Regions from separate parts of the Homo sapiens genome. Here region 2 is linked to region 1. Evidence: chromatin contacts called from ENCODE Hi-C or POLR2A ChIA-PET data. All regions are on one chromosome and are shown on one strand. The core of a region is the stretch at or near the end of the contact, and the rest is flanking DNA. Distances in the headings are between cores, read along the strand shown. Region 1 has its middle 270 kb from the start of CWC27. Region 2 overlaps ADAMTS6 (ADAM metallopeptidase with thrombospondin type 1 motif 6).

Region 1 (5,057 bases), core at 1,608-4,107:
CTTCAACTTGTGTTCAACTCCCTTCTGGAAGTAAACAGGCCTGTGAAATGGGAAATCAGACATCAAAAGAGCTCACACTCTAACCTTTTGTTCAAGTTCTGTCCCTGCCACCAACTAGCTGGGAGTCCTTAGAGGATATACCTAAACTTTCTGAGTTTAAAGTATAAAATGATTAGCACAATGATCAATAAATGCTAACCACGACAGCATTAGTTTAGTAATGTCTATTATTAATATTATTTCCTCCTTCAGCCAAAGCTTGAGTAGTATAGAATCCTTGTCTAATATTGGGTTCCAGACTCCTATAAGCTTTACCTTACATCTCGTCTTTGCTGGCTGAGCAGGTAACCAAATGGATATATGCTCAGCAGAGCTGTGCAGCCATCTTGGATCCTCCTGTTACTCTCGCCACTGGTGGTTCTTGGACCAGAGCCCAAAACCCTCTCTCTGTGTTTTAGGTACCTGCTAAGCTTTTTCCTACTGGTTACTCAGGAGGTTAGATGCTTCTGTCCTCTTCCCAGATCCCTTCTGCTCTGAGTCCCCGGTATTAAGGCTATCTCCAATAGCAGGGCTAGAATTTTAGAAGACTGGGCCAAACGTATCTCTGAAACCTGGGAAGCTCTTAGCTTGATCCCTCAGAGGGCTCCCCAGGGATCAGTCTTCTACAGTTCTAAAAGCAACCCCAACCCCACGTATGCTGCGTCACCTAAGCTGGGTGCTGCTGCTGATTTGAGGTGGTCCAAGCCATAAGCCAGAGGCCCTGCTCTGGCTGATGTTAGAATCACTCAAAAACTTCGAAAAACACAGATGTCTGTCCCACTCCCAACTCTGGGACTCGATATTTTTTAAAGTTTCCTGGGTAATTCTGATGATGAATGCCAGTTTGAGAAGCTCTGATTTGAGCAGCTACCAAATATCCCTATCTATTCCTCCCATGTCTTGGAACTGGACTATCTTTCTGAGCTACATAAACCTGCTGCTGTTTCTCCTAAATCCTGTTAGTTGTTGACTCTGGTTACCATGAGCTCCAAACAGGTGATAGGGAATCAAGCTGCTGATTGTGGCTTAGGAGCCTCTTCTCCCCACACTCAGACCCTTGATCCCAAAAAACATTAAAGATATCATATTTCATCCAAAGAAATATAATCAAGCGAGAACAGGGGTTGTAGAATCAGTAGCAGCTAGTGTGGAACAATGGATGTGAGTTCAAAAGATTTAAAGGCCTGAGACTCCAACAGTGATCCAAAGCAGATAAAAGGCCCTTCTCCCTGCCAAGGCAATCTAACGTGCTGTAGCACTTACTGTACTGGTGAACTTCATGAAGCAACCCTAGTGAGACGTTTGTTTTCTAAGGGAAAAGAAAACAGAAAGATTGTGACAAGCCTTGATGTGATTAAAACAAATGAGCAGAGCAATATGTTTGTAGGTATTGTTGAGAGGTGCCGGTGCTGCCCACCTGGCCCAAACTCCAGCTCTATCTCCGTCCATCTCTGTGTTCCAGGTACTTTCTTACACCCTGCCCACTGGACCATGGGCCTCTGTGGTTCACTGGTTAACACTTGCCTAATCAACTAGACAAACACAGGACGGGACAGCTGGGCGCTGAGCTGCCAGGGCACATGTGGGAGCTGCTTCAAGACTGACCACGAGGCCAAATTAATCTAAGAACCTGTTGCAAGAGCAAATGCTGTGAAGGCAAGATGGAGGTGTCCCTGGGGGCCCAGTGGCTTCTCAGTGAATGGGCTTCCATTCTTCTTTTCTGCTTGACCAGCCTAAAAACAAGAGGCTGGCCTCACAGAGGATTCTTCTTAGAAGATATTGCAGAGCCACTTATAAGACCAACGTATTTCACAGCCCAATATCCTTACTGACATCTCAGACCACCCCTCTCCCCACCTTCTTTTAATCACTTTCTTTTCTCCTCCAGGGCACAAACAGCTTTTATGCAAATTATCTCTCAGGACAGGTGTGAGGGCTTTCCGCAAAGAAAGACTGATCGCATCCAAGGTCCTTTATCCCTTAGAGGGCTCCCCAGGGACAAGCAACCTGTTCTGCCCCAGGGCTGCCGGACGCCCAGTTTTCCTGCTGTCTCTCATCACAGGGGCGGTGGGGCGCGCCCGCCTCCAGCCTGGCTCTGGACCCGGGGCCCCGCCACCTCCCAGCAGCGGGCGCAGAGAGCCTTCTGGTTACCCCCGAAGCTGAGGATTGCAGTGTTCTAGCAATGGATGAAATCCTTTTTAACCGACTGTAATAAAAATAAGATTGTGAATAACATGTGACTATAGACCTCCAAAAAACTGGCGGCTGTGAAACCCATACTTTAAGAAGCATGGCCTCTCTCTCGAAGTGGCTTCCAGTGACGGTCCTGGATCTACTTCACCCTTTTTGGCTCGGGTACTGGAACAGGTCTCGGCCAAACTACTGTCTCACCGCCATAGTGATAATCATCTTTAAAAGCACAGCTAGTCGGTGCGCGACCACTGCGCGGTACAATAAGAACCTGTCGGGGAGGGACCACGGCAGGCGACTGGGAGCTTGTGGACTGCCAGGGTCTGGAGCGGGCCCGGCCATCCCGCCGCTGCGCATGCGCCACCCAGGCCGCTGGCCGGAGAAACCTAGTGGCGGCGGGAGGCGGGAGGCTGGGAGTACGCGGGGGAAGCTGGAAGCGGGAAGCGGGGAGACGCGAGGTGGGGGCGGGGCGCACCGGCGTCCCGGCTGGGCGTGACGGGCGAGACCCCAGCCCGGTCGCGGCGTCTGAGGTTGCAATCTCGTCTGGGGCACTCTCGCGCCTCGCCCCTACCCGACTTCTTTTCAGGGATTAGTTCTGACTTCATGATTAATCAGCACTTTCTGGTTTCCTTAGGGTGACGTCATCTCTGCTCAGAGATAAAACAGGCTCCTTTTTGAGGGTTGCGGGCAGCCTGGGGGCCCGGGTCCGGGAGGCTGTCCCGGGGACTGCGCCCCGCCCACAGGCGACAGCCAGATCGCGCTGCCGGCCCCTCGAACGCTGGGTTCCCTGGCCACAGCGCGTCTTGTTTATTGCTTTTGCGGACTGGTTAAATGCAAAAGCTCAAGGTTTTCTTTCTTTTTTCCGTAATTATAAAAGTAGGACATGCTCTTTTAAAGGGTGGAAAATTACGAAGAAAAAAGTAATCACCCAAAGCCCCACCCTCTAGACTCAACCTCTGTTAACGTTGATGCATTTCCTTCCTGTCTCCCCCCACAACCCCCTTTCTTTGCAGCAGATCTTCAGGTTTTTAACGTCATTTAGTCATGTTATATCATTTTGTAGCCTACCTTTTTCACTTATATTGTGGCAGAAACTTTTTTGTGCTTTTTTCAAACATTGCTTTAAAGATCATAAAGATCTACTCCTTTAGTAGAGGTATCATCAAGTACTTAAACACTATTTCCGTTTATGAGCATCTAAGATGTTCTCAGTTTTTACTAGTGTATGAGGTAGACCATCCCTTCACCCTTACTTACATTTGCCAGGGTTTGATGGTTGGTGGAGCATACAAGCCCAAACTAAAAATTTGATCAAATATATGTCAAATTGTGAGCAAAACTTGAAAGCTTCTGCTCTTTTCTATATTGCTAATGATAGAGAACCTGGGCAGAAGCTGATTATTTGCAGGATGAGCTTTTGTGCCTGTGAAGGAAGGCCCTGACCTGAATGGGACGTGGAGAGTTTTGCAGTGGAGATGGAGGCTGGTGGCAGAAGGCAGAATGAGAAAGAGGGGCCAAAGAAAAGAAAGTCAGCTGGCGCCTAAAGGAAAAACTCCCCATGAAGATAAATGGCTGATGATTTTTGGAACACTGATGTTGAACATGCTAATTCTGTTAGTCCAAGCTCCAGTCTCCTTGTTTCTTTTACTAAAAAACTAGAGAAGTACAGGAGAAAGAACTGGGCCTAAATGAAGAGAGAGTCACACTATTTAGTGCATTTTCTGCCTTCTAATCTGTCCCCCTTCTCTAAAGTCCTTTTCCCACTTCATGAAAGGGTAATATAAGGTTTCCGTAAGATTCTAGATATCCAGGATAAGCAGAGGACATGAACCATCCAGATCTTCTCCCTCTCTCTTTTTTAAGATGGGGTCTTGCTCTGTCACCCAGGCTGGAATGCAGTGGCGATCTGGGCTCACTGTAGCCTTGACCTCCTATGCTCAAGAAATCCTCCCGCCTCAGCCCCCAAGTACCTTGGACTACAGGCACACACCACCACGCCCGGCTAATTTTTTTATGCTTCTTGTAGAGATGGGGTTTCACCATGTTGCCCAGGCTGGTCTTGAACTCCTGCTGACCCCAGGCAAGCTGCCCGCCTCAACCTCCAAAAGTGCCGGGATTACAGGCATGAGCCACCATGCTGGGCCCATCTAGAACTTCTCTGTGAGGTCTGGCATGAGCCTACTTCTATTTATCCCCTGCAAATCACTTTAACTGAAAGCTGTTCACTTCTAAAATGAGGTTACAGGAAAAAAAAAGTAAGTATGTTTTGGTAACTGAACGTGATGGTGGGAGAAAGGCTGGTGGTTTGAGAATAAACTCAGCCTCCCAGGGCCTTTTGCCTAGAAGGTCTTACACACTCTTGCATTGGTTAGCCTGGTTAGTAAAGGGCATGCAACTCTACTGCTTCTAAGAACACTGTAGGTCCTTCCTGTGCTCAGAGTTGTGTGACGATCTGTAACTCAAGGGAGAAGCTGGAACAGCCAGCTTTTGACATCTCCCTTGTTGCTTGGTCTGGAGCAACTTTCCCTTTATGAGAAAAAGTGTGACACAAACTCTGTCTCCAACCAAGCCAGTTTTCTCCATGCTGAGTATCTGTAAGAAAAGCCAGATTGATCAAGAGGCATTCTCTGCTTGGTTTAAATTCGCATGACAAAGTAGGCAATTTTGTGTAATTGGCACGTGCTTTGCAAAGTAGCCGTCCATTCTTGAGCCACCTGAGAACTGGCAGTGAAGCAGTGATTTAACTTCAAAAGGGTGAGAATGGCTGTGGTGGCTTTCTTTTCCCTCTTAAGGCGGAAGAGGTTCCTGTCTCCCTGTCTCCTTCCCAG
Region 2 (4,637 bases), core at 436-2,935, 150 kb after region 1:
TGTCTGTCATATAACAAACAAGAAATAGTAGGTATTTTTATTATTATCACATTGAGGCAGGTTCTCCCATAATTAAAAATTTTATGCTAAAACCACTCTAAGGAAGCTGAGGATTTGTTTTTCAATTTCTAGAAATAAACCTCTATGAAGATAGGATGTGAATGTCCTTACAAGGACAGAGAAGACCAGGTATCCATCCTGAGAACATGGGAGTCTTAAAACACCTTCGGCAAGAGCAGAGCTCTGAGCTAGCTCTATGAAAACAGGCAGATCTCTTGTTTCAACCTTTTGGCTCCTAAAAACAGCTTCTACACAGCTAATGTGGAAAGAAATGCAAATGTCTTAGAAAAAAATAACATGTCTCACATTTGTAGGTATACTACACCTTTACCCTAAAGTCATAAACTTTCACATACATAATTTCAGGGGGTTTGTGGTTTGTTTTGTTTTTTTTGCAACACTTCTGCAGGATTCACTCTTCTGGACACATTAATTAGTCTAAGGGATGTAACTCATGATCTAAATCAGATCAATGAGAATTCTGGTTTAGAATTTTTATATCTCAACTGGAGCAAAAGGGACCCTTTCCTTTCTGGTCACAAAGGTGCATAAGATGATGAGTTCAGAGCTGCAGTGGCTGGGTTCCCTGTCAAGTGAAATTAGCTGATTTCAAAGAATGCACAGGAGCTAGAAAGCCTGGGTGGTGTGTGAGTCCTTGATTCCAGCCATTTCTCAAGCTAGGTTCCCCCTTACACTTCCCTCAGCTGTGTTACGTAAATCTTATGTGCTGAAGCCAGCTCAAGTTGAAGTTTTGTTATCTGAAACAAGGGTCTTGACTGACATATTGTATTTCATTTATTAAATATTTGCTGAATGTCTACTACGTTCAAGGCATTGTGCTTTGTTTTATAGAAGAAAGTAAGATCCAGTGTTAGGAAAACAGTTCTCCAAAATCGTGAAAAGAGCAATGATGGAATCAGGACTGGATTCCCCATTGATTGCTATTTCAATCGAAATTCATTTTAACATTGCTGAATAGTAAAATATAGGTTACAAGCACGGGATCACAAGACATTTTCTTCAATCCATAATTATAAATCATGCAGTTATTCTCAATGAACATGCTCATGCTTTTAGGTGGGAGACTCCCAAGAGAGAAGAATATGGAAAGCTTAAGAGCAAATTTCTCACTGTTTCTGTGAGCATAGCTCCATTGTGCCAGTTTTGTATACGGAAGATAATACTTTAGTGAAGTCAGAGTACTAGTATCCTAAATTTGAGACTGCATTAAGCCAACACTGGCCTTTGTTCATTATTATTCGTATTGTCTTTACTTATAAAGAAAACCAGCATTTAGAAATATAGTTAGCCAGTTTTTCAAATTTAAATTATATTTTATCAACATCTACAAATTTTCAGCCTAAAATTCATTTAAAGAATGATGATTTAATTTTGAATTTAAAAAATCTGACACAAACATTTTTTCTAAGTCATTTTCCAAGGGAGATTTAAAGTAATTTTCATATTCTTTCCTTTCTGTTTTCCACAGATGAACATGATCCCCAGTTGTTAGTACCATTTTTGGTAAGGAGGAAAATGTGTACTGAAAATAATACTTGCATGCCAGCCATAGTGAAACTCTGATTCAACTTTGCAACAGTGATTTCATCACCAAGATTAGGGGATAAAACAGAAATGTGTATTACAGTCACAAAAAGTTCAGTCACACAACCTCCAGCCATGATCTCATTAGTTCTCATAATGTAAGAGGGATGGAGGCCTTCAAATTAAACACAGGTGTCCCGAGTAACCACAATGATTCAGAAGTGTTGCAAAGGGTCAGGGACACCTCTGTCTTTTTATTCTTTGTCCCCTCTTCCATTCCATCTCTCCTCAGAAACTTAACCTAGATGTATCACTCTAGCCTTTAACTTGGAATATATGAAATCAGAAGTATTAATCACCCTCCCAATTTCCTTTCTGACTTTAACTCTCATTTCAGGCTTCACACTCAGTCCCTGTTGCATCTTTATTGCTCATCGTATCATCCCTTCCCATGTCTCTCTGAAGGATTAAATCACACCCTAGTTATTTAAACAGTTTTGCAATTCTACCACTGCATCTGCTTGTCTCAGTTTCTCCACTCTCCCATCTAGTTTAAGACATACTGCTTTCCCTTGTCTTCCTTCTCCACGTATTTGACCCTCTGATGGCATTCTTTCTCTGTCTTCTTTCCCTCCTCTAGACTTGGTGGCAAAAACATGAATACAGAAATTCTCTCTGGGAATATAAATTGCCGAATCGTTATAGCTGGAACAATTCTGGGGCTGTTTCTTTCTGAGCTTTTCCCAATACACAAATTGTCTTTATCTTCACAAGTCCTTCATAGCTATTAGACATTAACAATTAGTGGGATTCATGTTCGAGTGTCTGAAATAAGAGTGGCTTGCTGCAGCCTCTGTAATCTGACCTACAGTCCCGATCTCTTATTATTACAAAAAATAGTATAATTTGGAGAAGGGAATAAGAGAGACAGTATAAAAAATTTGCCCCAACCTTGGTAAACCAGAATATTTTTGAAGAAATAATCATCATAAAACCAGAATATTGTTTTTGCTTTTTAATTTAAAGGAAAATGGCAGAGCATATGAAAATAAACTGATATTAAATATTAGGATTAAGAGAGAGATTTCCTAGGCTTTGTCCCAGAGTCAAGGGTCTAATCATCAACTCTTTTTACAAACACAACATAGCAAAATTGTAAAAATCTTCAGAATTTGACAATAATATCTTTACTCAAAGAGAAATTCATTTATATAAATTATTGTCTACTTACAAAGATAAAAAACTTTCCTACATTTTAAATTAACTTAAAAAAATTTCAAAACAAAAAGTTGTTAAAAAAATAAAAAGAATTTTTTTTCATTTCTCAGCTAATTGGAAAGTGAAACTAATATTAAGCAGAACACTGTATGCCCTAAACATTATACAGTCAAGGTTTTTCTAAATTTTTAAAAATCAACATAATAAACATCTCTGAAGTTGTAGCAACTGAGAATGTGTCAATGAAGCAAGCAAAATTAGATGTATCAAAGTGCCACCAGACATTTGATTTGTACCTTACCAAGCTGGTGATGTCTGATGTAATGGAAAAAACATCACTGGATATTAGCATACCTCAGTCTGTGAAATGATGGGAGTGGACCTAAATAATTTCTATGATTCTTCCTAGGTCTTAAATTTTGGAGTTTTATAGATGACTCTAATGAATTTTTTTCTAAGCTTAAAATAAGAGATGACAGTTGTCCATGGGTGAGGTCCAATGACTCAGAATAATGGTTATTAAACATTATACCTTAAAATATACCAATTAAATAAAACCTAGCCACTGGATAAAAATTAATCTCTTCCCACCCTAAGTTTCCTTCAGCACTTTTGCTTATAACTCTCTTATTGTACTTAACAGATTTTGTCTTGTACTGTAGTTATTTTTGTATATATTTGCCCAATTAGATTACCCTCAGGAAAGAGAACCATTTCTCCCAAAGTACAGTGTCTTCCAACTTGAAGTTGATTAATAAATGTTTTTAAATTCTTGGTCACAATATTATTAAAATGAATAGTTCTCTTGTTTTCACCTCTCTGGTTTTCACAATTTTAAAAACCACAGTATCATACAGGAATAATATTTATCACTCAAGGATTCTTCACATGAGGTCATATGCAGAAATACTCTTGCTATTAAAACACGGCATGGTAAAAACTTAACTCAGCCTTTCTCTTTGGATTCCAACTTATTTTTTTTTCTTATGGTTGGGGATTAGCTTCTTACCAATCATATCCTTTAATATTAATTCCTTTCCTTTTTTTTTTTTCCAGTTATTTAAGGCTATGTCATGGATCCCACTACTTTCATTCATAGTCACTTTACTACCTTGACTACTATACTCTTTCTTATAAAAAGAGTTGCTGCTATGAACATGATAACTTTCCCCAGCAAGGACTCCTCTGGGTCTTCAAAGTCTTCCAAATAAACATAATATTATTTCTCTATCAATGCCTGTTTTGTCTATTTTTCCTAGTCCTCCGTCATTTTCTCTATAAGGACAAATCTTACTGTTCTCCCTTTTTGTATACTGTACTTATAAATTCTCTCAATATAACTAAAGACATTTGAAATATTTCATTATTTGAAAAAATACTTTCTGATAAAAAATACGATTTAGAATTTTAAACTAATGGTATAGGGAAAACAATCGTGATTGAAAATAAGTATAGATCCCTTCCTCAAATCAGGCAAAACATTTCAGATAGATCAATGTTTACATTAAAAATAAAAAAAGAAACTTTGAAAGTATAAGAGTGGGGAAGACCTTTCTAAACAGTGTACCAATGAAGAAATAAAGGTTTGACAGCTTTCTTAAATAAGATTTTCTAAATTTTATCAGTAAAAATAGATCAAAACACCATAAATAACATGGAAAATAGACGACAAACTAGGAAAAAATATTCAGAACACAGATAAAAGAGTTCATATCCTTAATACATTAAGAGTTCATTCAAATCAATAACAAAATAATAAATACTTCAATAGAAGTATTGATAAGTAGTTCAATAGGACAGGCCATGATGATAAA

Evidence for each region. Hi-C counts contacts between places; a loop is a spot of excess contacts on that map. ChIA-PET counts read pairs that join two places held with the same protein, here RNA polymerase II (POLR2A). Pooled maps may share reads with other maps.
Region 2: a map of mammary epithelial cell shows a loop between it and region 1 (4-fold over the local background). The contact joins two enhancer-like sites. A Hi-C loop is called at or near these places in 4 of 168 maps with a recorded cell type or tissue (IMR-90, ascending aorta, endothelial cell of umbilical vein and 1 more) and 14 of 50 pooled maps. POLR2A ChIA-PET finds 5 or more read pairs at or near these places in 1 of 52 experiments (BJ).

The regions. Positions count from the first base shown.
Region 1 is chr5:65,032,939-65,037,995 of GRCh38, forward strand. No RefSeq gene overlaps it. Among named protein-coding and RNA genes, the nearest start is that of CWC27, 270 kb to the left of the region's middle. RefSeq lists enhancers at 2,576-3,092, 4,924-5,057 and a silencer at 2,653-2,702. Within about 2 kb of position 2,858, at least 41 of the 41 ENCODE cell types and tissues checked have a DNase peak (open chromatin) inside an H3K27ac peak, as active enhancers do; they include mammary epithelial cell, where a contact is called at or near this core.
Region 2 is chr5:65,188,791-65,193,427 of GRCh38, forward strand. The region is part of intron 21 of ADAMTS6 (ADAM metallopeptidase with thrombospondin type 1 motif 6); the gene reads right to left. Among named protein-coding and RNA genes, the nearest start is that of ADAMTS6, 290 kb to the right of the region's middle. Within about 2 kb of position 1,686, at least 3 of the 41 ENCODE cell types and tissues checked have a DNase peak (open chromatin) inside an H3K27ac peak, as active enhancers do; they include mammary epithelial cell, where a contact is called at or near this core.